Linked DNA regions of Homo sapiens: region 2 is linked to region 1. Evidence: read pairs that join two places in POLR2A ChIA-PET (ENCODE). Cell type or tissue: GM12878. All regions are shown on one strand. Each heading gives the region's core, and the rest is flanking DNA. Links, peaks and the distances in the headings are about the cores only. Region 1 overlaps TRD-AS1 (TRD antisense RNA 1). Region 2 overlaps TRD-AS1 (TRD antisense RNA 1).

Region 1 (15,278 bases), core at 2,658-10,657:
GGCTAACCGTGCTGATAAACCCATATGTTGGCTGCAAATGAGAAAGCTAGCAAGATAGCAGGGGATTTGTGTTCCCACTAATGAATAAAACACAGAATCCGAATTAGCAGGAGACCCTGCGTCTTCAGAAAAGAAAACAGAGAAGACAGTCCTCACTTACCCCCAGTTCTCAGCTCAGCAGTTCACACCATCGAGTTTCCATGGCTGGGGCCTTGAATAAGCAGAGGCTGAAGTGGAGGTGTCTTTTAGAGCCTCCTCACTTCTGGAGTCTTGGACTGATCCTGACTTCCCAGTTTTTGAGGATGACACAACGTCAGGCATACTGTGACTTTGACTTGATTTGTTATCTTCTTGGAGGTGGAAACTTTTTCAGGTCATCTACTATGCCTTTTATGTTGATAGAACAAATATTTTACTTCAAAAATATGTGCATAAACAACTTTAATTTTACTTTTGGCTTTAAATTTATACATTATTCCACTATTCTATTCATTTAATGAGTGGGGTTACTGTTGTATTTTAATATCTCGCAAAGCCTATATTTGCTTATTTTATGATGGTCAAGCAGAAATTACTTTCCTCTGTTTTTTTTTTTTCTACATAGGAAGCCCTCAATAATTTATTGCCATCCAGGAAAAAGGTCCTGAAGGCCTTTTGAATTGTATTTCTCTGAATTTCCATTGATATTTACTTCTTACTAGATAGGATACTAATGTAGAAAATAATGTTTAATTGTTCAAGAGACTGACATTTCTTATCAACAACTTCCTAAAGGCTCAACCCAGCCCAACACAGGGGAAATTTAGTAATCATCCTCAGGATATTATCACACTCAAAAGCAAAAGTAGTTAATACTCACTGAGTGCTTTTCATGTTCCAAGCTTTGCTCTGAATACAGTAACATGTGCTATAGGTCACTTAATTCCTGCAACAATCCCCTGAGGTAGGTGTTATTGTAATCATTATTTTATAGATGAGGAAAGCAAGGCAAAAAGTAAATTGCCCAAGGTCACATAGCTATTGAGTCAGTAAATGGAAGGTCTGGAATTCAAAACTCAAGAAGTCTGGCTTTAAAGTCTGAACTTGAGCTCAGTCCTTTTATGATGCTTCTTACAGCTTGCCTGTCTATGTATCCATTCATCTATCATCTATCTATAAATTTACTGTACATATCATGTATACATAGATATTTAATATTTTTTCAGGCTTTTAGAAATGTTGGTAAGTTAAGGGTATGTCATTAAGATGTTAATTGCTGGCCTTAATTTTGTATGTGTGTGCAATTCATTTGTCCTTCTGTGTATCAAAGACTACTTTTATTTGTCAGCTGGAAGATTCAAGTAATTATACAGGATTTAATTTTAATTTCTCATGGTTTAGCAACATAAAAGTGAGGAGATTGTACCTGCTGAATACATTTTATTATTTGAGAAGTGTTTGTTATATATGTTGGTATCCTTCACAATACTCAGTACATCAATTTGAAAGCCTTAAGGGACTTTTAGTTTGGAATGAATGAATCGATGATGCATTCAAGATGCAAGTTTAAGATGACACTAAACACCCTGTGTGTTGTTGGTGGATCTTTTGAATTTTCTGTGTTGAGGCTGCTTGAGGCTTACAGTGTTTGTTCAGTGTGATATCCAGCATGCATCATGGTGCCCACAGTGCACAGCAGTAAATGGCTCAGTCTCTTGGCTGCACATGCTTAAGGATTCGGGTTCTGGAGAACAATTTTCTGTCCACAGACAACTAGCAGTGCTCTGATTCCAGGGTGCCTTGAAAGGATAGCAGATATAGGTAAACCTTTGGTTAGCTCTTTGCAGATGCCAGCACAAAGAATCATAATTCCCATCAGGAATGTTATATTAGCGTTGGAACTTGACATCTGTCCCAATCATTGTGGCCATGTTGGAAGGCTGTGTGATTTCAGTCTTGCAGGAGCCATCTGGCAAAGAAAAAAATGATAGAAAATGAGAAATGAGAAGTGGTGGGGAATCACACCCGTTTACCTGGGGGCCACTTACAGAGGAAGGGCAACGCAGTGTAGAGAAGCTGGTACACGGCGTGTCTGCGATTCTCAGTGCTGTGCACCAGCAGCCTACATTGCATGCACAATGCACTTGGGCCACCTTATCTACAACAGCCATGTGGCTGCTTCATTGCTGAAGCAATAAAAGAAAGAGGTCCTTGGGGGTGGTTGATGCTGATGCTATCAAAAGACACACTCAGATTTGTTGAAAGGCTGCAATCCAACAGGCTCCTCAGAGGAGGCTCTGGTGCCCTCTGCCACTCAGGGCCTGTGTTTTCAGCATATGGTGCCATTCGCTTATCAGCCCCAGGAGGCTTATTCTCTGAAAGGAAACAGCCAGGAAAATAGTCTTTTGTTGAAAGACACTTGGTGGGTCATGATCTCTTGGGTCCTTGTTCCTGAATTTCAGGAATCTAAGATGCCCAGAAGGATGAGCAAAGGTAGAAACAGTCATTTTTCCAAGTGGACTGTGGCTTCTATTGCCTATCTGACAGTTTCTAGTACTCAGACTCACTCTTCAGAAGCCAGACAGGGAGAAAGTATTTTGCTCATTTTAAATTAATCAATTAATTGATTAATCAATCAACCGTTCATTCAGCAAGTGTTTATTGAGTGCCAAGTATATACAAACCTTCTGCTGAATGCTGAGGATACAATGGAAAAAAAAATCAGCTGAAATTTCTGCCATCATGGAGCTGGAAATCTGGTAATGATGCATAACTTTAGGCAAGAGAAGCAGGTACAGCCTGTTAGATTCTGTATATGATTCTGGGCAAGGGTAAGGTGAGGGCCTTCTGGAGTCTGTGCATATTCAGGCAGGACTTTTCCCCAGTCAGCAGAGCTGGTTGTGAGCTCACTATGGAGGGACCAAGGCTGGAATTTTCCCTGGCAACCCATGCCAAGTTCAAGAGTCAGAAGGTTGCTTTCCTGCCCACCTTCTTTCATAGCCATTTTCCCACCAAGAAATTATTCTATTTGTTGACAAAGTTTTGGAGTTCCTGACTTAGCACTGTTATTCTATTCTTGGAGCAGAATCAGCTTGGCTGCTATTGTTCCCACTGTGAGGATAACTGCATCTTTTGTGTGATGGTTTTCTTTTCACTGTGTACACAATGATTGCAGAGCCATAAAATTTTAATTTGGGATAAATAATAAGCTATCTTTAGGGCCAGTCTTATTTTGGGAGTTGGGACTGATGGAGGTCAAGGATCCTTTCTTTTTTCTTGCCTTTCTCAAAATCTGTACCCCCACCCCTGCCACTCTCCTACTTCATCTCTTTCCTTCTCTGTCTTTCAAGATCACATATCTTTCTGCAAAATACACTCATGAACAATTTTAAAGGGAGAGCAGGACAATGGACAAAGGAATAAGGAGACATTCACCCCAAGATGCCTGGACTTAGGGTTACACAGAATTGAGCTGGTGACAACTGTGACTGCACAGATACACCATAGACATGTGCACGAGGAGTGTTGGTGGCATGGCTGTAGGTGTGCCCACACCAGAGCAGGTGGGGTGGCATTGGTGGCCAGAGGCTTGCCCATGGCAGTGTGGATGGTGTTTGTGACAGTGGAGCTGGTTGGGAAGATGTATGTGTGCTGCACGGTGGCCCTGGACAGGCCTACCCAAGACTCCCAGGAAGGCTGTCTTTGCTGTTGGGGGAATGTTGTACTTGAAGCCATTTTACTGGGCTGGGGTGCCAACTGGATAGGGAGGTCAAGGATTTAGAATATTTTCCCTGGATCTGGGTTTCCTTGTTCCAAATCTGAAGACAGGGGAAAAGATTATTCAGAGAAGAAAAAGAATATAGATGTTTGGCTTTTATTTCTTATTCAATCAGTGATCAAATGGGCACAGACAAAGTAGTTGGGTGCTTATTCACACGAACAGCTTTATAAATAAGAGGAGTGGGCAACTATGTAATGATTTTTGAGGGTCCCGAGAAGACCACTGCCCCCAAATCTCCTCTATTGGTACCTGGCATTCTGCCACTGGAGATTAAGCCTTTGGACCATAGAAACATAAAAGCATTCCTGGAAGGATTGACACCTTAAGCCTTAATGGACAAATGAGTAAGGACTGATTTCTAATGGTAAGACCTTGGGGCTTGGGAACTAGGGAATCTTCCAGTACATAGCCAGGATGTCGGGAAGAGACAATCTCTCCCTTTTCTTTCATTCCCACATATCATTTATCTATTTTTGAGGTGTTTCTTAAATCTGTTTTCTCTTTCCAAGTCCTTCTGATCCTTCTCAATGTCTACCTCAGTTTCATATTAACTTTACATCTGATCTCATTGTTTCCGGTCTTGGAACCAGTCTTCCCACCCATAGTAATCTTTCCAAGCACTCTTTGAAGCACATTTCCTCTTATATGCCTGTGATTTCTGCCCATTTCCCATATAACAGAATCTAGTCCCTTAATGTGATTCACAAAAGCTTTCTCAGTCAAGCCACAGCCCACCACTCCCACCACTCCACTGCCCCAACTCAGGCAGACTCAACTCTCACCAAGTGATCACTGTTCCCCAAGCACAGTTCTATATCCCTCCTGGACATTGCTCAAGCTGTACTCCCTCTGCCCGCCATGTCCTTCTCCAATCCCTCATTTGTCAAAATCATTCATCCTTTAAGTCACTTTAACTAAAACTTCCATGGGGAGGATTTCCTAGTCCTCCTGAACCAAGCTAATTTCCCCTCCTTTGGGCAACTGTGCATTGTACTCTGACCAACATTTGTCACGGTCTGACTTCAGAAATTCATGACATAAAAGTCTATATATGTCTCCCATTGGAAACCACATACTCCTCCCATTCTCTCACTGGCTTTGTGAAGGTCCATTTCTAAAAGATAGGTTTCTTAGGGAATTGATTTTCAAGAGGCTGCCAGGGTGCTCTATCCAAGACACAGATGATTCTTAGAAGTCTCATCTGAATCCTGTAGGCAAACTGCTGGACTTTGAACAGAACTTGAAAGAAAGTTTTCTGGTTGGATAATTTCTGGTGAATGACCTGAAAGCCCTGGCTCCCACACCAGAAATAGTTGGGATTCACAGTCCTTATTGGAGTCCTCAGTGTTCAACAAAGTAGCGTAATGTGATCATTTCCCCAGGGATAACCCAATGGGTGCAGTTTGGAAGGACTAACCAAGATTCCATGCTCTGCCACAGCAGCATAAACAGGGCTGCTTAGTTTTGGAATTATAAGAAAGGACTATGGTCTCAAGGGAAGCAATCTCAGACACTTCTTGCCCGGGCAAAAGTTAGTGTCAGTAGGAACTGGGAAAGATTCTGGGCTTTTTGGAATCCCAAGACAGGAGGGTCTGTGGCCTGCCATCAGTGTTAAACCTGGACATCAGGCCTGGCATCAGGCCTTAGGTATTATCCACTCACCGAGCCTTGGACCTGGAAATCACAGCCCTGATGCAGGTCTGTATTTGAATGCAGGGAGCTGACCCTGGACACTTCCTGCCTATGGAGTCTTATGTATTGACTGCCAATCTCCTCTCTTAGGGAAATTTCTGTACATTGTTTTTTGCGGGTATAGAACAGAGATTTTGCCCTAGAAACCCATCCCTTACTCACACCAAAGGCATCCTGAGCAAGACATACTAATAGGACATGCTTCACCTATGATCAACTCACCTCCCATTGGGCAGTGACAGAAAAATGTTATTTTAGAATGATTTTTTTCAATCTCTGTTTGCACTCAGGAAAGGTGTCAAAGGACACCTTTTTTTTTTAACAGCATTTTTATGAGAAGGATGAGGCCCATATACTCTGGGGACCTAGGTTTGAACTGTAGGGAGAGATTTGTTAGAAATTTTAATAATAGGGATAACTTATAAAAGCAGGATTTCCTTTTTTCTTTCTTTCTTTTTCCTTTGGCAGAGCTGCTCCTTGAAGATTGCTGACAGCATTGAATTTCTGTAGGTAAAGACCCTAGATGAACTTTGAGCACTCTTCTTCTGTTGAGAAAACTAGTTGAGAATGAGGTTATTCTCATTTCAAATAAACACTCACTCATTGTATTGGAGATTATGAAGTTATCATAAAACTGAAAACAGGTGTCGTGCATCAAAATAGTAAGTGTTCTGTTAGGAAAATTAAATGGTGTCTGTTTAGTTAGAATGAGGGGCATATTTTTCCCAAGTGTGAATTTAGTTAGGGCTGTTGATGTCACACACATAGTGTTAGAAGATCTAATAAGACAGTTGAGCACCAGGTTTGCTTTGTCGGGGTCATGAAGGTCGGGCCCCGTCTGAGAAGGTGGAGGGGCAGGTAGAGCGCTTCCCTGGAGGAAATGTTTTTTCTCACTGTCAATCATCCCAGGGCAGGAAAAGAACTAGTCTTGGACTGAGAAGAAAAAATCTCCTCTGCTCTCTGCACTTGGAGATATGGAGATGCCTGCAGACTTCTACCGGGCGCCTTGAGCTGGTCTTTGCTATGCGTAAGCCTGCCTGGAGGTAGAAAGAGTCTCAAGTTGGGTTTTGGGTCTCAAAATGTGCTCTTCTTTCTTCCTCAAACATTTAGCAGTGCTTTGAATGATTAAGAGAGTAGACCATGTCCACCTGACATGGGATCCATTGTGGTGAAGGTAGAGGGGAGAGCAGCCTGGAGAAAAGTCTCACAAGATGATGAAAGATGGCCTGAAGAAGAGCTCTGGCTCCATGGAACTGTCAAGCCCCGTGGGGACCCACTGTGGCACATGAAATGCCCACAAATCACTTGGGGACATCACGGATACTCAATATTCCACATGATGAGCCCGCAGGTTCTTGTAAATTGAATATTAATGAAATAGTGTCTGTATTTTGTAATCCACAGGCTGGTGAGGTCTGAGGACACATGGATGACACAATGAAGGACTTCCTAAAAATAAGAGACCTGAAACTCTTGAAGTGGTGTTTGAAATAACATTTGTACAATGACAACCACTGATTTAATTAACCACCTGACCATCCTTAGTTGTCTTTAAGACTAAGAATGCTCAGCAACTGATTAATGATTTAAACTTTGGGTGTCATAAGAGCTAGAAAACAACAACAAATCTGAAAATGGCCAGTTCCATTTTATACATATGTATCCATACACGCATTCATCCATTTATTCATCCAGCAAGTATTTGTTGCCAAACACTGTGCTTGCTACAGGAATGCAGACCTTACTAAGACATTACCCTCCAGGGGCTTACATCTGAGTGAGTGAAGACAGGTAGGAATCTGCATCCCCTAGTCAGAGACACAGATTGTTTCTGGTTAATGACACAGTTAGGCAAGCACCCCGCTCAGTTTCTTTCCCAGGGGATTGTGTCACCCATGAAACCAGATGTGCTTTTCCGTGAGCTACCTTTTATTCCTATGATCCCGTGTGGGGGAGATGCTGTAATAGACCTAGCTGTTCTGCTAGCCTATGGGCGCTCCACTGGTCCTTGGTTTTGGCTTCCAACCAGAGGCTGCTTCCTGAAATGACAGGCAAGGTTGAGACAAAGATGGAGCGGAGCACCTAGAGTGCTTTGGCTGGTCCAGCATTGCCCTCCAGTGTTCAAATGCAGGAAAGTGGGAAACAATGAATTCTTAGCATGAAGTCCTGAGATGGCTGTCTGTGGATTAATGAGGGGGTTCCGGGTGGCTCCCCCAGATGAGGGGTGGGAAAACAGAAATTGGGAGCCAGAGTTGAGAAATAAAAGTGAGGATTAAGATTCATTAATGACAGGGCACCTTGAGAGATAGGCATAGAGAGAAATAGAAACAAAGACCCTGTCAGTTTCCTAACTTGGATTTTGTCAGGAGAAACAGCAATTGTCCAGCAAGATGACCAGGCTCCCCTGGAGATTAGAAAGCATGGTGGTGGCAGTGGAGGACTGGTTGCCTAGAGCTGTATATCCAGTCTTCTCAGTCCACCCTTTTCAAGGTTCTAGGGAGACTTTGATCTAGAATTATTACCTCCAGGTTCAGGGGCAGTCCAGGAAAGAGCACAAATCTCCTGAAATAAAATTGGAGGGAAACATTTGTGCATAACAAACCTTTTTCATTAGATTTGCAAAGAGATCTAGGTCATAAGAAGGTAAGTCTGCATTTTTCCTGGGACTTAAATGTTTTCAGTCTCCTGTCTTACATCTAGGTAGTTCATTAACTCAGCCTTGGAGGGAGGTTTTCTTAACCTCAGGGAGTTCCCCCAGTTGGGTCAATGTCACTGAGATGTCCAGCACAGCAGGACGCTGTCTTGCCTCCCAGATCATGGATCTATATGAGTCAAGGCTGAAGTAGCCTTGGCAGCCAATCTGCTCTTGGCAAAACCTGAAACTAGTACAATGTTTGCGTCTTTCGTTTTGTTTCACCTTTGCACACCTAGATCACCTAGATCACCACTTATCTTATGGTGTCATGGAAACAATGGAGCTTCAGCCCCACCCCAAATCTTCCCCTGCTTTATTTCTTCTAGTTGACCTATGACTTGACTTACTGAACCTTCATCAAGCTTGAAATCCTCTCTGTTCCTGCCCCTGTTGCTCTCCTACCTTGTTCCTCTGCAAAGATAGAGAAATGAGTCAGAGAAACTTCCTGATCACGTTAAAAAACAAATAAAATACCTGATGACTAGTTCAGGAGCTGGGTAACTACAGCATAATGTATAAAAGGTTGAATTGCTCACATAATTGTCTGTAAAGTTCAAGCAGCTTAGGCCTTTCTGTAGAAGACCTCAGTCTTTACCCTATGCACAATTCAAACTGTGGTTCAAGTGCAGGAGGACTGAGAGTACGACACTGAGGATACCTTAGTGACAGGGCTCTTGGAAGACACCACAGTTATAGTAACTCTGCATGTGTGTGTGTAGCACTGTGTGCATGAGTGTGCGGTAAAAATGAAGCTTTGCGAAGTGAATAACTATGTCTTTCCTGCACTATCTCATAACCCCAGTGCCTCCAACAGAGTAAGCACTTGCTTATAAGCATATTGCCCCATAGTACAGTGGTTAAGAGATGATGCTTTGGAATCCAACCATCTAGAATTGTAGCTCTTCTACCATAGTTGTTCAATCTTAAGAAAGTTTCTTAGCCTTTCTGACCTTAGGTTCCTCATCCATAAAACAGGGATGCCTTCACTCCCACACCCAGAACGTCGATGAGGATTAGAGATGATGCATGTGAAGCCCGAGGCATTGTGCCTGACACGTGGTCACTGCTCAGTAAAGAGTAGCTGTTTATGCTATTTCCATGTGTGGGTATGTGCAGATCTCTGTGAGTGTATGAGAGCTTTTCATTTCAGAAAATGAAATGTGCAGGCATGGGGTGGAACTGATTCTCTCCTACATGTCCTTTGCCACTCCCTTCTATAACCGTGAAGACTTTGCTCAAGTTTCCAGGGACCAATGTGCTCTTGAACCCTGTCTGGAAGGGGAACACCTCTTGCATATAAATAAGCTTTCTGTTGAAATGGGCATGAAGGGACAGTGGCTGACCCTCCCCTTCTGCTGTGTGCCCTGATGCTCATTTGACCGTCAGCACCGCTGTCTTCTGCTGTGGACGATTGTGATCGACCCAGTCTTGGGAGCTGCCAATGCAACAGAGAATTAGAGCCTTTGTATTCAATCATCATTGAGAGCCTATTAGGAGGACAAGGTACCATGTGGCTACTCAAAAGGCTGAGAGTCTGGAAATGGCCATGACAGAGGAAAATCCTTTCACTTGGCTGATGGAGGCCAGGTCTATAGCTTTAAGGCAATTGGCACAGATGCTGAGCGAGGGGGGTGCATTCATTTTGTGCTCAATAAAACAACTTTTATTCAGGGATGTGAATTGTTATCTCCTCGGGAAAGGTGAAGGTACAGAAACAGGTTGTAATTCCTTGGAGAATCTAATTCCCTTGTAGCTGGAGACAGAAAGACAGTGAGAGGGAGGGAGAGAGATAGATGAAAGAAGCTCTGTTATCCTAGGAAGTCCTAGGTAATTACCCAGCCTGAATTTCTCCTGGAGCTTCAGGATGGTACCAGATGTGTCCAGGCCCTCTGTGCGCCACCCCACAGAGCTAGCAACCAGAGTCCGTCTCCTCCTCCCGTGGCTGTTCTTCATGTCTGGGAACACATCAAAGGAGGTTTGATGTTCATAACTGCTGTGAGTCATTTTCACATGGAGCTGCGGGGAGCTGCCTGTACTGCTGCATGCTGTATAGCCCTTTGTGAGCGCAGCTGAGCTGAACCAATCCCCTATTATGGGTGAGAGTAGATTCCTCCTGGGAGACCTGGATTGGGTCCACACCCCTGTGCAGAATAAAATAGGACTTCTTATTGAGAAGTAGTTATTAAAACATCCCTCAGTCTTGGCTATGCACCTACACTGCCCACAGGGACAGCTCTGCATGGTCCTTCCACAAGAGTGTGGCCACCTCCAGGCCCTGCTGTTAGTGCCAATAACATCTGAAGCCTCACTGTTTGCCTCACTCCGAGGACAAAGGACATCAACAAGACTCCAACCACCACCCCATTGCTTCTCAATTGGAGAAGGAAATTCTGCTTGCTCCTGTTGAGTTTGGCTGTTGCTGGAAAAAGTGTCCCATACAACTCTCTTTGAGGGCTGGCAGAGGACTGGGAAATTAGCCACAAGACTGTGAGCTGGAATGGGCCTTAGTCATCATCTGGTTCTAGTCCCTCAAATTACAGATGATAAGTGAGGCACAGAGAGGTTAAGCAAGTTGTCTAAAGTCACACAGACAAGTGAGGATTTCTAGCGCAGGAAGTAATTTTCTAAGAGGGGGAGAGAAATCCTGGTAGGGTGAATCTTGCTACTACATTTTCACTGGAGGATGCTTCAGAGGGTTGAATCTGTGGGAAAGCAATGGGGACCAGGAGAGCTGCAGCTGATCTCAGTTTTATACCTCAGTTTCTCTGTACGAAAAATGGCTGTATTATTTATCTTCATTTCAGGACTGTTAAGGGGCTTCATGAGTGACTCTGAGAAGTCCTGAGAGTTCTGGGCTTTCAGGTTAATAAGATAACAGTTTCTTGTTGGGCCTGAGACAAGGACTAGTTGCCTGGACTGAATAATCTGTTCTCTGTTCCTCAGCTACCCTGAAGGCCTTATGAAGCCCCTGGGTTTGGGAGTGTGGAAGAATTAAATAAAGGAATAGTCAGACTGAGTGGTGGGGTTGGAGAAAAGTGTGAGAAGTGGGGAAGTGGGCGCAATCCCTGCCTGCTCTGGACCTGGGAACACTCTCCCAAGAAAAAGTGTGTCTTCCGAGTGAGGCTGTTTCCTGCAGTCGGCAGGACTGGACTCCCTCCTTTTGTTTGGGGCAGCATGGAAACCGTGTTTCCCTATCTATGTGCACCTGAATGCACTCTAGTTATGCTGTATCTTTTCAATTTTGCTGGAGAAGCAAGTGTGGTTTGCTCTTTAAAATTCCCAGAGCTCCCTTTCCCATTTGGGATTTGTGGTGAAAGGTCAGACCGCAGAATTGTCTCGCGGTAATGGGGCTTCTGAATAAATGAGCCCCCGAGGGCTGCCAGGGGGACCAGAGAGCAGCAGACGCCTGCTGGGACTAAGCCCGGCAGCAGAAGCCACAGTGTCCCCCTGGCCACGGAAAAGTGGCCCCAGTGGGCTGCTCCTCATTTTCTGGCAATGTGCCCCATCCCCTGGCATGGTGAAGTCCCACGAGCCCAGAGGCCCACGTCCCGACATCAGTCTTCTCAACTGCTTTCTTCTGTTATTACCTTGTCAACAACAGTATCCGGAGACCTAAAGGATAACTCTGCATGATGATGCAGTGAATGACTGGTTAGGTGCCTCCTGTTTAATAACCAGAGAAATATTGCTGTGCGGCATCTCTCCATATGCTGTGGCATCTGCGTCTGGCATGTAAGGGACTAATTTTCTTCACATATCTCATTAAAGATGTAAAGCAAAATGGAGGGGCTTCCAGCCTAACTCTTGCCCAGCCCGCCTGCAACTCACGTTTCTTACCATCTGCTGCCATCTAGTGGCCACTTGTCTCTTTTCTGCATCTGTTGATTTTATAACGGGGCTGAAGTTTTGGCCCTTGTGAAACAGAGGTAAGACAGTTACATAAAAACCGTAATCCTGGATCTCCTCAGATTCCTCGTGGCAACTGAGGGTTGATTCTCACCCCGTGACATCCACCTAGGCCACCGTGATATTGCCTTCTGGGGCTCGAGAGCCTTCTCCGCTGTGGAGAGATATGCTCTGTGGACTTTCTTACAAATCTGTCCGCATTCCCAACTCTAAAACTGACTCATAAAAACCTGATACACTGGGCAGTTCTTTCCAAAAGGCAAGGTGAATCCTCTGATCTTGGGGCAGACAGAGTCCCACACTCCGTGCTGAAATCCCCCCGATTCTTGAGGAATCCCCAGAGGTTGGGACAGAAAAGGCACCCAGAGGAAGGGAATTCCATGGGTCTTTTCCAACAGCCCACCTGCGCATCTCCACACAAAGTCCTTGTGAGAGGAAGCCCACTTCCATCGCAATTCAGGACTCACTTTTCCGAGGCTGATCTTGTCTGACATTTGCTCCGTGGTCTGTGCTGGCATCAGAGTGTGTTTTCGGCCGTGATTCGTCAGCGTGGGGCTTGGGATAGCTGTGAAACACTCCCCAGGATGGAAAACACAGTGTGACATGGAGGGCTGAACTTATTGCAACTCGTGAGAACGGTGAATGAAGAGCAGACAGGGCCCGTGCCAGCTGCAGGGTTTAGGCACGGGGTGCAGGTGCCTATGCATCACCGTGGGCTCCTCACACGAGAGGATGGGGCCCGCACCTCTGGGCTACGTGCTAGACACAGAGTGATGTTGCTTTTTGTCATCAAACCAAGCAGTTGATATTCTCTTTAAACCTCAGCATGTGTTCATAAATTTCATTAATTGATTCATTCTTCCATATGTACTCAGCTCTAGGATATGCAGTGAAGTAAACACAAAAAACAAGAGTATGACAGTCTCGACCCTTGAGGATCTTATTATTAGAGATGGAAGTAAAAAAGAAGCATAGCAGTCAAGGCTGTATTAATTCTCCATATAAAAAATGTCTAACATACGAAGTAGGGATTCAGAGAAGGGTCACTAGCAGTTACAACAGCTGAAGACTGTATCATGGAAGTAAATATTATAATTCAAACTGCCAAAGGAATTGCAGTTGATGGTGAAATGCTCTCTAAGATGTGTGGCCTCCTAAGCCCCCGAAGTCTAGGCACTCTGCTCCAGCTGTTGTCTCCCTGAGTCGGAAGACAATGGGAGACAGGGGAATCTTCTAGGAACCCATTCATTGACCTGTAATGGTTTTCTTCCCCTCCTTAATATTACTGTTCATTCATTGATTGACATGTTCATCCATTTATTCATTCAAGAAACCTATATTGTGCCAGACCTGGAATTACAGAGATAAATCCAAAAGTATTTCATAAATTTTCACACTAGGTTGCCACTGAGTTGGAGCTTCATAGAACAGAGACAAGCCAAAATCACTAAAAATTGCTGTCTCCATCTTCAGGCACTTGTGTTAGTTTCCCGTTGATTCTCTGCTGCTTTTAGATTATCTGCCCATGGGGTTCTTTCGCTTTCTCTCTGCTGACCCCAGTGTTCTGCTGTGTTTTTTCACAGTCCGTTCATACCCTTACCTCTGGAGGTGAGGGTGAGACAAGGTTCCTGGTACTTCTAGTCAGCAGGGATGATGGTCAGAGAGAACATTTTATTGGTCATGTGGAAATAATCTAAGCACAAACAAACAAATAAAAGACCTCTGCTTTAGTCTTGATTAAAAATCCCACTAGTTTGCAATGGTGTTTGATATGCCTTGTGAGGAAGAAATTCTATTATGTCAAATTTTCAAAAGTCTGTGCTGCTGTGATAAAGATACTTACATTCCATAACCACAGAGTTCAGTGAAAAGGGGCTGTTAGGAGACCAGACAGTTTGGGGAAAGGTTTTATGTAATTTAAATTTACAGAGGGTTGGCCTCTCCTTGTGTTTACTGACAAGGAACAAGAAGCTTCAGTATCAACTCCCTAGGAATATAACCTTTAACAGCAAAGCATTTGATCAAAAAGAGCTCAGAAAAGTATTATATTGTTCACTTAATCCTCAGAATGTTTGTGTAGGAAGATAATTTGTTTAGTTGAATGATAAATCAACTCACAACCTTTTATTACTTAACTGATTCCTTTCTTTCTCTCTGATGTGGTCTTTTCTTTCAGTCAGAAGAACTTTAGACCCTCCTGGTTTTCCCCCTCCTCTCCCTTGGGCCTACTTTTTTCTTAGCAAACCACAAGAAATAAGGGTCCATAGTAGGCATTGCCCAGGGCTTGGTTTCTTTGCCAGTCCTGTAGTTGGACATTTATATTCTGGAGACAGAGGCTTCCGGGGAGCAGTTGGTATCAGATGATTTATACATTTCTGTGAGTGCTGAGACACAAGATCCAGCTGCTTGTTGGCTTAGCTGTGTCGTAGAGTTGGGCTGGATTACCTTGGTCTTATTCATAGTGCCTGGACAAACAGGCAACCCTCCATACACTATCAGCTCCAGGTCTTGGAACCAAAGTGAAGCCAAAGATCAGAGTCTGTGTCTTCCTTCCCTCTCTCTTCATTTCTGGAAACATCACAAGAAAGAAGAGAAATTCTGCTCAATTTCATGGGATTGTGAGGGTGTTGTCATTTGGAGTCTAATGTGGATCAGTGGGAACCACAGCCCGTGAGCTTCCCACATCTCCCTTGATCCCCCGTCATGTCATGTCTTCTCTGAGCTTAACTGAGTTTAACCCCCAACTTGCAAGCCAGGAACTGGGGAACGGAATTTAATTTTCCTTGTGCATCTACTGCATGCCTTCAACTTCCCCACAACACTGACTCATATAACTTTCACAGCCAACCAAGGTATGTATTACGTTCTCGTTTTATGAACAAAGAGGACCTAGGAGGTTAAGTAACGTTCGCAAAGTTTTAGAGCTAATTGTGCTAGAGATAGAACTTGAATCTAGATATAAAGTTCTGACAATTTCTATGACCATATACAGCGAAAAGGAAGGAGTAGGCCAATTCTCCTTCTTCCTCTACCTACCACTGTCTTTGTGAAAGGGTCAAGCAATGCTGGGAGGGAGGAGATTCCTTAGCTGTGTCCTTTCCCAGTAGCTCCACTCCCCAGGCCTCCACCACATGTCATGAATCTAATCACTCCAGTGGTCAGCTTCAACTTTCAGCAGGTGCTGGGATTTGGCCAGGGCTTGCCCTGGTAGTCATGTGAAGGGAA
Region 2 (15,278 bases), core at 3,316-11,315, 66 kb before region 1:
GGAACTCAGAGGGAGCTAATTCATGCATGTTAAATCAATTAACAGAAAGCAGTGCCTTTCCTCTGTATTTTACTCTGATTTTTGCTAATAGATTGGAGAGTATTTAGATGAGATTTTGGAAACCTCATTGCCTGCTCATAAAGTATTAGCAAATTCAAATGTAATCTCATTTGTAAAGTATTAGGAGAGGCAGAAAGTGCTGAAACTTTGTCCTCCTCCACGCCATGCAGAATCTCTAGTGTGGCTCCTGAAGTGAACATAGAGGGTGGGACAAGCCGTGAGGACAGGAGGAAGAAGATGATGCTGGTTTGTAGCAAATCTAGTGCTCAGTTGAGCAGAGCCTTCCATGTTTAGATAAAAGGGCACCCGCTCTTCTTCTCCCAAGGCCTATTTGCCTCATGAGGAATGAAGCTGTGAACCTGTTGGTTCCCACTTTCTACTTCAAAAGGTAAAGAAAGTCAAAAGGAACAAAACATCATTTTCAAAGTGTATCACTTGTAGGAGTAAAAAAAGAGTCCTATATCTTTTTATATCCTTCTATCCCTTTATAAAACAGCATACAAAGCAGTTAGGACATAAACCCCCCTTCCCCAGGACTTTTGTCTTCCCATCAAGCTGGAGGATGAGCTGGGTTTGTTGTCTTTGAAGAAAAAGTGGTTTGGCTAGCAGCCATTTTAACAAGGCTATGACAGGTCAACTTGAATCACAAAGAAGTCAGAAGCCAAGGAGATGCATTTTTGTAAGCCTTTGGTTTCTTCAGGAGTGTAGCTTCCTCATGCCAGTCAGCCTGCAGTGAAGAAAGTTGTTATAGAATAGACTGCCAGTGCTAGAAGGAATCGTAGGGGTCATGTAGTCTGGGGTTGGCCGGTACTTGCTATACTGTACCATTGCAGACATCACTAATCTATTGTGGCTCACTTTCCATGTACACATGGCAATAGCTCAGCTAGTTCAGCTATCAGTGTTGGCACAAGTCATGAGACTCTTTTGTTCTCCTTTGGTTATTATTTTTTTTAACTCATTTGTTTTGCAGATGCAAAAACCCAGGCCCAGAGAGATGAAGAAACCTGGCTAAGGTAACATGTAAGTTAGTGTCAAAATCAGGATAAAACCCAGATCTTCTGACTCTTAGTATAGCTCTCTTTTTACCCAGCCACACTGCCTGTGTCCCTGGGACTGTTAGTAAAATAACAGGTGAGCTGGACCCCCTTTTTGAGATGACTGGGTATGTTTACTGTCTGGGTCAGATCAGTCAAGTACTCTGAGTCTAGGGTTGTTCCTAGAACAGAAGCTGGGGTTGATGAGCATTTGTGAGTATTGGAGAAGGAGTGAGGGGGAGAAGCCTCACACGCAAACCCAGGCCCTGGTTTCAATTTCGTGTATGAGATTACCTGAGAACGGAATGCAAGTAACAGGCAAATAATTGACATCTCAAACCTAACTGTGTATGCATCCTGAGTAGCTAATAGTGAGCTGTTCACTACTAATGCTGTGTGTAGGTTCATCCCAAAGACAGGCTGATCCACACATAGACAGGCTGGTCCTATGATTAAGGAGTGTGAGCTGGCATTCCCTTTATCAGGACAAAGATAGGTTCTGCTTCCTCTGGATAGTCTTCAGGCAAAGCTTTACTTATGGCCTTGCAAATAACCCATGGTCTCTTGGTCGATGAACAAAATAGCAGTAAAGAAGATGAATTCTCCTTATTTATCTTCAGTTTTCTCCCTGGAGTGAAAGTGAGGGTTATTCTCTGGTATATTAGAAAAATAGTACATTATACTACCTAATGGGTTTCAGTCTGACTCAAAATGAAAGGATAACAGGAAATGGGGTGCTGTTTTGCTGAGTAGCTGAGATAGCCTACCTTATTAATTCTAAGTATGTCTCTATTTTCCCTTTCCAATGCTTCTTGGTTTCTTAGCCATTTCTAAATCCCCTTTCCCCATGTGCAGCATGGTGTGGGTAGAGATAGGAATAAGAAGCGGCTAATTCTTACCTTACAAGAAAAATAACTTGGCAGTCAAGAGAAAATTGACGGCAACAGTCTTTGCAAACAGCATTCGTAGCCCAAGCACTGTGAGGGACATCATGTTCACCTTCTCGGTATGAACTATGGCTGAAAAAGAGTGAAGAGGGTGGCTTCAGGGAGAGATTAAATTCCCTTCCAGAAATTGGGCCTGCAACACTGATATTAGCCTGCCCCAAGTCTGCCTAGTTCTTTCTGGCCTGCAAGTCCAGCATGGTGCCAGATAGCCGTCAGAGACCTTAGGCTGCTGCTGACACCCAGCCAGGCAAGCTTGGGAAACCGATGCCGACAGCCAGGTAAGCCTTGCTGGGAGAGTCAGAGGCTCTGCAGAACCAACTGGGCTCAGCATGGTTTGTGTTTTCTTTTGAAATCTGATACATTTTGGCCCCAGTGGACAATTACAGAGTTTGCTTTAACCCTTGATTCTGAAGTTGGCCCTTTGATTTGAACTAACCTTTGGGTTTATGGCAGCTCTTTGAAGGTTGCTTTGTGTTTTCAGTTTCCTTTGGTTTTACGTGATCTGGAACAAACAGCAGTGGTCAGGGTTACATTGGGAATGAAGAGGCTCACAGGATTGTAGGCTTTTAAAACTGGAGGAGACTTTGGGTGAGTGAACTGAGGACCAGAGGATGTGACTTGGTGAAGGTCACATAGCTAATTATACAACATGCTTCCCATTCTAGCCTTTTTCATTGTACCATGAGGTCAACATCCAGGCACACCAATATGCGGGAAGAACTAGGATTCTTAGCCCCACAATAGGCCGCATTGCCCTTTGTTGGAATTTAGCACTGGATTAGAATGCACGAGGACTTTCAATCCCAGAGTCTAGTATGAAGGGGACAGTGGTAGGTAAAGAGGAGAGATGAGGAAGAAATAAGATGGGCTTTATTTTAGATTCCATCTTAGGGATGACAAGCATTTCCCTCCCCTGCCAATGGCAGGCTATAGTTGGGCCTAAGTCTTATTTCCAGCATGATGCTATACTGAGAATGATTTGTCCACAGTTACATCTCTAACTTCCCTTTCACCCAATTCTTGTTCCCCATAATCTCCAGCTCCTTGAAGCTAGAAATGGCCTACCTGTAGAATCTGTCTTCACTTCAAAGTCAGTGGAGTGCACAGTTTTATTGTCGTGTTGAACTGAACATGTCACTGAATTTGAATCTTCATATTTACCAAGCTTGACAGCATTGTACTTCCCACTGGGAGAGATGACAATAGCAGGATCAAACTCTGTTATCTTCTTGGATGACACGAGATTTATTCTTATATCCTTGGGGTAGAATTCCTTCACCAGACAAGCGACATTTGTTCCATTTTTCATGACAAAAACGGATGGTTTGGTATGAGGCTGACTTCCTGCAAATATAATCAACTTATTAGGTGAGATGATTATTCACAACTTTGTGGGGGTTAAACAGTGGTGATTACCTCGATTACCCTGGAGCCAAACACTACAATCCAGACCTCCATGCATCCTGTTAGTGACCTGGGCTTATTACCACCTCTGTGAAAGGACAGGCAAGGGGAGCAGAAATGAAAGGCAGTAAGTTTGACTTCCAGTTAGGAGCTGCTAGGAGATAGGGCTGGAAGCACAGATGGAAAATGACAACTACAAAGAAGTTTCTGGATCATCTGGGTTTCGATTATCTGTGGCTTTTTTCTTTTTCTTTCTTTTTTTTCTTTTTCTTTTTTTTTGAGATAGAGTTTCACTCTTGTTGCCCAGGCTGGAGTGCAATGGTGCAATCTCGGCTCACTGCAACCTCCGCCTCCCGGGTTCAAGTGATTCTCCTGCCTCAGCCTCCCGAGTAGCTGGGATTACAGGCATGCATCACCATGCCCAGCTAATTTTTTTTATTTTTAGTAGAGATGGGGTTTCTCCATGTTGGTCAGGCTGGTCTCGAACTCCCGACCTCAGGTGATCCGCCCACCTTGGCCTCCCAAAGTGCTGGAATTACAGGTGTGAACCACTGCATCCAGCCGATTATCTGTGTTTTATTAATCAATCCTCTGGACAATCTAGGTCAGGCTGAATATCTCTCTGCACCAGTTGGTTTTTTGTAAATGCATGGGCCCTTGGATGGTAGATCAGGGCAGGTGCTCATGCTATGCATTCTGTCACTTAAAGAATCGAGGGTCTGAGAAGGACTGCATAACTGGCTCAGAGGTTCTGAGGATGGCAGTGTTGGGGTCCCGGAAGGGTGCCATCCCTTCCAGATCTGCTGGAAAGGGTGGAAAGGGATCTGCTGAAGGTAGGTGGTACATGTTTCTGCCTTTAGGTGAATACTCATTCTTCTGTAGGGGACTGACTACTGTATAGTTTCCTTTGAGTCTTTAATCAGAGGATAACAATGATCATTTTCAGGAAGTCCTTAAAGAAATAAAACCAATTGAAGCCCGTTCATTCTTGTTTTAATCTAAGAGGAACTGTGGAATGTTGGTCCCAGGATTGGCTTCCCTCCTGGCCTTCTCTTCTTTTGTGCCTCACTTTGGACTACCACCCTGTACATGCATACTTTTCTTTCCTTAAGACCACAAGTCTTGAAGCTTTGAGAGAGGTAGTGATGATTCTTTCACACAGTGCCTCACTGAAGTTTTTGAATTGTGATAAATGTTGTGTCCATGGGGACTTAAATTCTTAGGCTATCTTCAAATAACTGTTAAAGAAAGAGCCCTGTTAATACCTGAAACCAAGAAACACAACCAACCTGTGAATGATGATCAAGATACATTTTTCAATCCTAAATTTAATGCTGACTTTTAATATTAATTGCTCCTGTAAATTTGGCCCTTAGTATTTGAAACTTAGGTGAATTTTGCTTCTTGATATCAAATGAAAAATACATTGAATTCCAGTGTACTTTTACCTACTATGGTCTATAATCAAGACATTAGGTGTTGCTGAACAGAAAGTTGGTAATGAATGTGTAAATGGAAAATAAGTAATTTTCCTTTTCCTTTTTTTTTTTTTTTTTTGAGACAGGGTCTTTTCCACCCAGGTTGGAGTGAAGTGGCCCAATATCAACTCATTGCAACCTCTGCCTCCTGGCTCAGACTCTCCTCCAGCCTCAGTCTTCCGAGTAGCTGGGACCACAGGTGCACACCACCACACCTGGCTAATTTTCTGTATAAAAATAAATAATTTTTCTAATGCTTTATCCTGAATCTGAATTTGGGCTTCAGCTGTGAGGTTCACAGCAGCAGAGCTACTGCCAGATCAACTGGTTATATCTGGTTGAGAGGGGGCGATTGCTAGTCAGGAAGTTTCTGCTGATCACGGCTTTGTAAATGGACCAAAGTTGATCATGGTTTTCCTAGAAAATCAACTATTCAGAGAAACCCCCCATCACTACCATCATCATTCTCCCCGTTTCCTCTGCTGAGAAGCTCAACTAAAAGACTGATTCTGTTTCAGTCACTCAGGGCAGGAAACTTATTCCTAAGAATCTGGTTCCTTATGTTTTTGGCTTTAGTTCTAGACAATTGAAAGGATTAGACATTTTTCAAAGGGCTTTCTTGGAACCTGCTTTCAACCTGCTTGAGAAAACTTCCCCTGTTTGGTTTCCTTGCATAGCTGAAGCCACTTGATAACAGAAAGTGATAACTCTAGCATTAACGGTTGGAAACCACATGCATTGCTCACTCACCTCCCTTCATAAGTGCAACACTTCTTGCTCACTATCTTGACTTTGGTTTGAGACATACTCTGGCTGACTTTCAAGGGAGTTACAAGTTACAAAAGAAACTTGTCCATAAAATAAACACCCTATCTCCTTGTTTATTTAAGAGTATCTCTTAATCCTGGTCTGATTTAGTTGGATAATTAAGGCTTGCTAGAATTTTAAAAGCTAAATTCATCAGGCAGTTGTCAAATCATCACTTTGGGCTGGGGAGATTGGGTTTGAGTAATTTGAATAATACAATATAACTGAAAAGACAGATGTCTGAAGAAGGTCATGCACTTATGATATTGTGCTCTGACTCTGTTAGTCAGCATTTCAGATAGAGCATAATACATTGATTTGATAAAACATTTTTCTGAATCCCTCTTTCTACATTAATGTTTATATTTTCAAAACGATTGTTTGAAAGAAAGTGTCTTATAGAATCCATTGTTTGGCATCTTGGTAACCAAAGAAATGGGTGTCTGACTGAATTAAACCTTTTTAAAAACTGGAGTGCACTCAATATAGTTGCCATATGCATCCTAGTCTATTTTGTATTTGACTTAAACCCAGACGTGAAGCTGTATGAAATTGTAGTCCAGAATTTAGATTAAAGATTTAATCGTTTATCTTTGAAGAACTTGTAGTCTTTTTTTCTTAGTCCACAAATATAATTACATTGCAACATGTGTTTCAAGTGTTATTTCTTTGGAAAATTGCTTTATTGTCAGACTTTCTCTTTTTATGAACACCAATACATTGCTAAGTTTATGTGCTGGTAAACAATACCAAAAAAGTGTGTACCATTCCTGAACAGTCTTTCTTAATTTATAAACTTAGAAGTCACCTATGTTTTAGATTCTCATAGCTAGTCCTACTGATCCCCTAAGAATTGCAACAACTGTAATAAATGTCACTCAGAATTTCAAGACTTTCTGCCAATATGGGATTTAACTTAAACCCTGAAATAAAAGTTTGTTCTACCTAATTACTCTGACCATGCTAACTACCTTTCTCCAGAATCTTCCAAGCTGTAGGACACTTGTTTTCAGTTTGCAAGGAGGCACGCATACTAGTTAGCTTAGCCAAAGGGATGTGCAGAGATGAAGCAGCTTCCTGAGGAATTGGGGCTGAAGTATCCCTCCCACTGTCTCCCTTGCACCTGAATGCTCCAACTCTTAGTGTAGTTCTTCTAGATTTCTTTGTGTTTTTTGGGCTGCTCTGAAGATTTCAGAAATAAATGGGAGCTATTGTTTTAATATAGAGTATATATATTAAAATAAATAGAGTTACAGAGCTACTTAAGTGACTCAGTCTAGTGTGTTCACTCTGGCCTATTTCACATCTGTAATACTCTGTCTCCTTGTTATAATTTCATTTACTAGTTATAATTTATAATGCAAACTGGATTGCAGCCCCAGTGCCAGGACTCAAATTATCCCAGAAATATAGGAAAAAGATCAACTCACGGGGCTCCACGAAGAGTTTGATGCCAGTTCCGAAAAACATCTGTCGGGTGTCCCAGGAGCACATTATGACAGTGCCTCACAGGTAACTAGCCTGGAGCTGGCCCTGGGGCCTGAGCTGTAACATCTGTGCCCTGCCTCCCCAGCCTCAGTTCTCAGCCTAGAGACCCCACAGCTCAGAGAACTACAAAGCTGCTCTTGATGAGACCAAGGGGCTGAGTACACAGAGTCTCAGTTCCCTTTGAAGCTAATAATAGTTGAACTGCTTGATAGAGATGTGAGGGTGATATCCCCATCCAAGAGATACTAGGGCAGGGCTGAGACAGAGCAAGAGAAGAGGGTGGCAGGTGACAAATAGCTGCCTTCATGATGGAAAATCTAACTTCCAGTTTATTGAGAGGGGCATCCAAGAAGAACACAATAGCTTGAGGGTAGGGATGGGGCACTTAACTTGACCTTTCTTACAACAAATGTTAGGTTGAGGAGAGGAGGGTTATAGAAAGAGTTTCCATTCTTATTATACTCTGGTTCCATTCTCTTGGGTCACAAGTACAGAATTTTGATTAGAAACCTAATTTCCCCCATCACTCAGACTGAGTCTCACAATAATAACGAACCTGCTTTCTAATTCCCTGAGCTTGGCGAAAGGCTTTCTAAGGACCTGAGGGTTGAACAAGAAATTGGTCACTGCTCAGGGAGCCCACTGGTGCTGTGTGTCATGGACACAGGTCAGAGAAGCCAGTGCTTGCTTTGCATTGCTTATTTTTGTTTTATAATTTCTCCTGACTCTGGATCCAGATATAAGTTTCAGGAGTATATAGTCATCATGTGCAATGTAACATAAAGACCATGTGAATTACTCTGCCTCATCACCAAAAATCAAGATCGTTGGGCTAGAGCCAGGCAAAAGAGAATGACAGTTGTGTAGGGCCATTATTCACTGTCAAAGCTTTAAGGACTTGGGGTTTGATTTGAAAATTTTCACATCCCCTACCTGAGCTTCACATCATCATATTACATTTCACCACTGCAGGAGAAGAAAACCAGAGAAGCGAATGGAGTGTCATCGGGGAGCATGGTCAGCATCCTGGCAGAGGGGCTAAGCATCAGTTTCATCAATTTCCTTCTTCCCTAAGACTCCCAAAGGCACAGCCTCAAAGATTTGATTCTAACACTGCAGATAATTCCAAATTTCAAGTGGAAATGATTTTAGGGGAAAATGAAACACAGTAGTTTTTGCTCAGATGCAATTTGCTAAACATCAATCAGACTACAATCAGCTACGACATGATTCTGTTTCCCTCCTTTTCAGTGCTCTAGTCTCTCTCCCCTCAAAGATAAGAAAACTCACCAAATTCTACCATTTCCCTGGAGGCAACAGGCAGTGGAGAATCCCTATAAGTTTATATTATTCTCTGAGAGGCAGAGACCATGTTGACAGCACCAGTCACTTTTTGGACTTTTGGTCAGATAGCCTAGCCACATTCATGTACCATTCCCTACTTATTTATTTCCTCTGAATAAACAAAATCAATACCTAATCATGTAAGAGGTAATGGCTCTCCCAATGGACTTGGCATTTTGGAAGGTGTCTGAAGGCTATTCTCTGGACTGGTCTTAGTGATTGACTGTTGGCAGCTACCCAAACTACCAGAATATAGCCCCTGGATTTCCAAACATTGGAGTAGGCTACCAGTAGACAATGTCTCCAGTAGGGGACCACGACTTCTCTATTGTCCTGGAGTTGGTGGCTGTGTTTCTACATTGGATACAGGCTCCTGAACCATTGTGCAAAGTTCCCAGTTTCAGGGCTAACAGGAGAGGTGAGCTCATAACTGCTCTCAGCAGACCCAGGCCAGGATGGGACCTTGAGAACCATTTAATCTGAACCATTTATGTTGGTTTAATGCAAGTTCAGAAAAAAGTGACAAGGGCAAGATTGGCTTCTTATCCAGAGAGAGAGAGAGAGAGAGAGAGAGAGAGAGGAGAGAAAGATCCTCTTTTTAAAACTCCTTCTTTCGTAATACTTTTTTCTTTCTAACCTTCCCTCTTCCTACACTGTGACCATGACTTTTATCCCTCATAAATACTGGAGAGACCCTCCTCAACCACAGCTTGCCTTTTTCCTGGTTCTAGGGAGCCCAAAACTAAAAGCCTGACCTAGGGCTTTTTTTCAGTAGTTGTAAAAAACTTATGAATACCAAGCCTCAGAATGGAGTTTCCAAGCATATACAGAATATTTTCTTAAGAGAAATCTAATGCATTTGCTCCCAAATTTTACCCCTACTGTTTGCAACAAACAATGGGTTTCTAATTTGGAACTCTTTACTTCCCAAGAAGCCCCATTCATTCAGGACTACGCTACAACAACCCTAAAGAAATATACACACTGAGCTGTAGTAAAATGCATAACTTACCTGGTTCCACGATGAGTTGTGTTCCCTTTCCAAAGAAGAGTTGTGCTGTCAAAGCACTACCACAGGCATCATTACGAAAAACCTTGCTACCTATTTGCTCCCTGTCAGTCTAATTCATCTGTTTGGAAGTGGGTGGGTGGAGCAGAATGGGTGTAGCTGGAGACAGAGCTTTGCAAGGGTTTCTGAGATCTGAGCATTATATTTTGGCAGCTTTTTTGATGTCTGCTATCTTCTGAGTTTTGACACTTAGGCAAGTCCTTAGATTTTCTGCTATTATCTCCTCAACCTGCCATCTCTTACTCCCAGATCTTGCTTCAGGATAACATTTTCACATATTTTGCTGAGAATTGCCAAATGGCCGTTGTAGGCAGAAACGTAACAACAAGCCTCAACTAAATCAATCACAACAGGACTGTGCCTCAGCGAGAGGTGGAAGGACACAATGGTTGGAGCAAGAGCCATTGATGCAAAAGACTTGGGGTCTATCCAAAGGACTATAATAATCACAGATGACTATGATTTGTATAAATACTTTCCTACTTAAACAGCTGGTGTTTATACTACTTCAACAAAGTTATTGAAATAAACTCTATGAGGTGATATTTTTAGATCCATCTCACAGACAAAGGCACTGTAAAGGTGGTTAAGTGAGTGGCTGAGTTGGGCTTCACTCAATTTCCAGTTTCCAGCCCCTGAACCAGAGTAATAGATGGTAGGACTGAAAGGAGCCTCAAGGCATCATTTTTCCAAACCTCTGTGATCACACAAGGGCTAATTAAGGGATGCATAGGGAGAGTTTTCACTCCCTTTCCAGTGCCTTTTTTTTTTTTTCCATTAAATCACAGAATTCCTACTGGGTAATAGGACAGTCACACCATTGGGCTTCCTTGCTTTTCCTCCCAATTGTTCATAAGAATTGGTCTGGGGATAATCAGGATCATAGTGGGCAAGGGCTGGAAGACAGCTTGGAAATCCTTCATCTAACTATAGGGAAACTATAGTTCAGTGCAGTTAAGTCACAGAGTTTGTCAGCTAATGCATTGTCAGTTAATGCATTGGACAGATTGGAACTTGGCCTCTGATTTACTGGTTCAGCGTGCTCCTCATTTCACCTTGTGTCCACCCCCCGAAGTGCTGTCATGTGAGTCTGATCACAGTGGTGGCCTAGATCTGTACATGGTGGATGCATAGATGTTGAGGAGGGTAGCTTTCTGGAGCCAGGTAGAGGGAATAGAAACTCTCTAGGAAGGACAATGGATCAAGACGGCTCACTGAAGCACAGACGCCATCCTGGATTTTATCGGAAACTCAGTTCCTGTTCCTCAAGCCATCCCTTGCTATATTACCTACTGGAGCACTGCTTCCTAACCTGGTGACTTAGAAAAATATTTAACAAATGTAATTGCCAAACATAGTGGTCATAAGAAGGAAAAGTAGGTTACTTACGTTGTTGTACCTCCAGATAGGTTCCTTTGCCAAAGATCAGGGGTCTGGCACAGCTGACATACCTAATCCAAAAACTACCTTGCTTTTCCCTTTACGGCAACCCTAGCCCCAGTTGCCAAGTCACATGATATTCATCCCATGTGATTTTCTGTCCCATCTGGCCTAGCCTCTTCTCCTCCGTCTTAGAGGTTGTCCTTCAGGATGGAACAAGAGGTGACTCTAGCATCAAATAGAAATCCAAGCTTTTGCCCATATTACAATCTGACAGAATTTGTGCTCAAATAAGAGAGAATGAATATAGACTGGAAAGATGTTTTTTGGTTTGATCAAGAGGAAAGAAGGGTGGAACGTTGGTCATAGAGCAGTGGTTCTCCACCTTCGGGCTACACTTAGGTGAGGCAGGGACCTAGCAGGTTATATATACCATGCATTCCAACCTTTTAGGGGAAATTTATTTCATATCTGAGAGTTTTGCATCATTGCCAAGTATTGTGCAGCAGCCAAACTGCTTAGTACAAAATAGAATTAAGTTTTTCCATCCATTTTAATAACACATTCATGCATATCAAATTTTAGCAAGCTTCAATGACACTCTCACACTTAGAAGTGACAGTTAAATTAATTTCTGTTATACGTGAACATCAGAATCTATGAGATTGCCTGTATGTCACTCATAAAAACCAAGGAGGGAATATGGATTTTTCGGATCAGTTTACAATCCTTAAAAGACTGTAGATGATAGTTGGAGAATCACTAACATGAAGGGTGGTTCCTAGTCGTTGTAAAGTAGAAGGATGTCAGAAGATCCAAAACCTAGTTTTGACTCTGTCCCTTTCCAAGTGTGTAATCTTGGCCAAGTTCCTTAAACTCACTGAGCTTTATCTGGTTTCTCTACGAAGTGAGGATAACATCTTCCGTATTATAGGTTATAAGATTAGATACAGCATCTGTGAACTAGAGAGACTCGATGTAATTATTAGAATGTTTATTAGGGCTAAACTCAGAGAAGATACATTTTACTAGAAGCGTGGGGAATGTAATTGCACTAAGAACAGAGCTCCCAAGCAGGAAGGATTGTTGGGACAGGTTGCTGAAAAAGAACAGAAGCTATTTTTTGGTGTTATGTGATATGAAGAGGGTGCCCACTTCTTAGGGCCGTGGGTTAGGACTGGTATTCAGGTTTCTGTCTCTCTAGATCTTTTCTCTAGGTTACGTGTGACTTCCATTCTACTCCCCAATCTTCCCTTTCGAATCCAAAAGCAGTAGTCCTTACAGTGGCCTACAAGCCACCCTCTCCCCAACCCATCACCAATCTGACCTCATTTTCACATTCTCTCCCCATCACTCCCTCCCCTCCTCCAGCCACACACCCCAGGCAGCCCTGTGTCCCCTCTGCCTGGAAGTGCTCTCTCTCCAGAGGTCTGCATGCCTCACTTTACCACCTCCTCGGGTCTCTGCTCCACTGTCACCTTTCCAGTGAGACCTTCTGTGACTCTTCTGTTTAAAACTGCATGCTGGTCCCTCCCACTAGTCCTCTTTATTCTCCTTCCCGGCTTTATTTTTCTTCTCAGGGCTTATTACCACCCTAACGCACTGTATATATTTTTTATTTATTTATTTAGTTTACCATCTGTCTTTTGCCATTAGAAAATAAGCTCCAATATGGCAGAAGTTCATGCCTGCTTTGTTCATGTCGATTCCCTGGCACCCAGAACAGTGCCTGGCACTTCGTGGCAGAGACCTGTGATGGGTTGCAGAGCCAGGACTCAGGCTCGGCTCTGTAGGTTACCAGCTTCCCTTCATTTTTCTTTTCTTTTGCTTTATACCATAGCTGACTTTTTCTCTGATTCATTCATTCCTTTATTTATTCATTCACTCATTCAACAAATGTTTGTTTAGTGCTTTCAGTGTACTTATAGGTGCAGTAAGAAACAACTCAAAGTCCTTTCTCTCACAGAGCAAGGGAAACAGACAGTAAACGAGCATATAAAGATTCAAGTAGACATGAGGGCTATAAATAAAGCAGGGAAAGGGGTCTTCAGAGTGACATGAGGTGGTAGGGAAAGGATTCACTGGAAATGACATTTGAGTGGAGACCTGGAGGAGGGGAGGGAGAAAACTGTGTGAGTCCCTGGGAGAAAATGGCTCCAGGTGGAAGGACTTGCAGGTGCAAAGGCTCTGTTCTGGGAGATGCTGACTGGGAGTGAGAGGGAGTGCCAGATGCCAGGCCAAGGGCTAGTGGGCCTGGAGGAATGGGAAGGTCATCTTTTGGAATCTGAGAAACATTTTGATGAGGCCAGAATTATGTGGACTCCTTTTCTTGAGGGAAAGAGTGATGCTCTGATCATCGTCTGGACCTTTCTGTATTTAGGGACCCTGGGTCTCCAGGGGTGTAATGTGAGAGATGGGCCTCACCTGGCTCCTCCTGGGGAAGGGGAATGCTGCTTTGGGTAACTGGTTTTGGCGGGGGTTCAGAAGTTCTTCCTTGGTGAGAGAAGTGATGGGGATGGCACTGGAAGGGAAGTGGCATAACTGTTGTTTCTGATTCAGCTTGAAAAGGAGCTCATTAGAGACCTGAGGCAGAGGCTGGGCCAGGCAGGAAAAACCTCCACACATGCCCTAGTCTAGCTGCAGCCCTGATGGAAGAGCAGACTTCTTAAGAGCACAGATGCTGGCATCAAGCAGGTGATTCAAATGATGACTTTACTAAGCTGTGTGATCTTGAGGAACCCCTTTAAGATTCAGTTTCCTGATCCATAAAACGCAAGTCATGGTACCTCAATTCCACATGATCGTAGTGAGGACTGAGTGAAGTGATAATCATTAAAGGACTTAGCCCAGTGGCCTAATAAATGGTAGGCACTCAAAAAGTGGTAGTTACATAATTGTGACATACAATAATAGATTGCATTCAAAGTCCATCACATGGCCCACTTCCACGCAGATGTTCCCAACGACCATGCCTCTTTTCCCCACTGCCGCTGTTGTTACCATAGAAGTACACGTTTCCATTACTTTATTCCATGCTGTTTTGTCCTGTTTCTCTGTTCTGTTTTACGAAGCTAAGTGGTCTCTCCAGGTTTACTGTATCCAGAGGACTAAAGTGTGGGATCTACAGCTGTGGGTTTGTATAGACCTGTTCTGTTAGTTTTGTGCTACCCAGGAGCTCCGTAAGTAAGAACTTGAAAGAAGCTCCCAAGGAAAAAAAAAGCATCAAAAGGCTTCTGAGAAGATAAAGGCCCTGGGTTTGCAGTGCAGTCTCTTTAATCCAATGTTGGTAGCTTAAAAATAGAAGCTGCCATTCAAAGATATTCTAGGTTGTGCCCCCTCTGGATACCCCTTACTTTTTCACTTCAAAGGCTGATGAAATGCACCAATATGAAGTTCAGCACTTCCCAAACTTCAATTAAGCACATCTCCCCCGCTTTTTTGGTCATAGTCATCTGTCATAATTTGCTTAATAATTTAAAAAAATTTATTCACTTTTTAACTTAAAATATAATTAAAAGGAAACTTGAAATCACATGGGTTTGATAGCCTAGTTGTACTATTCTGATAGCCATTAAAAGATAGATCCATGCAAATAAAAAGAACGTCTCTCCATCTGAAAATATGTGCTGTGCACTCCGCAGTTAGGGAAATATGGACCAAGTAAATGGGTAAACAGAGGAACTTAATTCATCCCTTACTTGGCAAACAAAGGGAAATTAGGATAATCAGTCTTTAGCTTTGTTGGAATTGTGGATAAACTTATTTTAGTGAAAATTTTAAGGATAATAAGGTCTAAAGGCAAAGGCCCAAATTAGTTAAAATTTCAAAATCTTACTAAGATGTTGATTTTTTAAAAAAGTCTGAACATCTCTGCACTGACTCCACTAGCACAACTTTGGGTGTCTTTCTCCCTGACGGCAGGGCCCCTGCCCCTTTTCTCCCTGCAGTGTGTGAGGTCTTGGGTTGCTCATGCCTGTCCTTCCCCTTCCTCAGCCTCCTTGCCTGCATATGCCTGGAACTGCTTTGTCCCCATTTGGTCTCTGAGAAGAGCCCACCATCACCACCCTATCTCTCTAGAGCCTTCTTTTACCTTGAAAAACCTGAGCTGAGTGCCAAAGTCCCAGCCAGGGCAGGGCATGCTGTTTCTTTTCCAACAGCTGGTTGGGCAGATTTGGGACCACTGACCCCTATTGCTAGACTTCCCTAGGACCTTCGAAATGGGTTTTTGTATTGGTTTATTACATTTTCTTACTTAAGATTAATA

What was found. ChIA-PET counts read pairs that join two places held together with the same protein. Peaks named below come from ENCODE experiments on the same cell type or tissue, not always from the same donor. Only the 100,000 strongest peaks of a DNase experiment are listed, where the experiment ranks them.
Region 2: POLR2A ChIA-PET joins it to region 1 with 10 read pairs; 3 of 35 experiments call an interaction of 5 or more read pairs at or near these places.

Annotation. Positions count from the first base shown.
Region 1 is chr14:22,384,315-22,399,592 of GRCh38, reverse strand. All of the region lies in intron 2 of TRD-AS1 (TRD antisense RNA 1), which reads left to right. It also overlaps TRA. Among named protein-coding and RNA genes, the nearest start is that of TRD-AS1, 91 kb to the left of the region's middle. RefSeq lists enhancers at 11,083-11,583, 11,692-11,921, 15,230-15,278. In GM12878, for the core only: a CTCF peak has its summit at 7,558 (motif pointing left); DNase peaks (open chromatin) are centred at 7,542 and 8,532; H3K27ac peaks cover 838 bases.
Region 2 is chr14:22,451,042-22,466,319 of GRCh38, reverse strand. All of the region lies in intron 2 of TRD-AS1 (TRD antisense RNA 1), which reads left to right. It also overlaps TRA, TRD, TRDJ4, TRDJ2, TRDJ3 and TRDC. Among named protein-coding and RNA genes, the nearest start is that of TRD-AS1, 24 kb to the left of the region's middle. RefSeq lists enhancers at 1,585-1,804, 2,227-3,426. In GM12878, for the core only: no CTCF peak of the experiment used is centred there; no DNase peak of the experiment used is centred there; H3K27ac peaks cover 1,146 bases.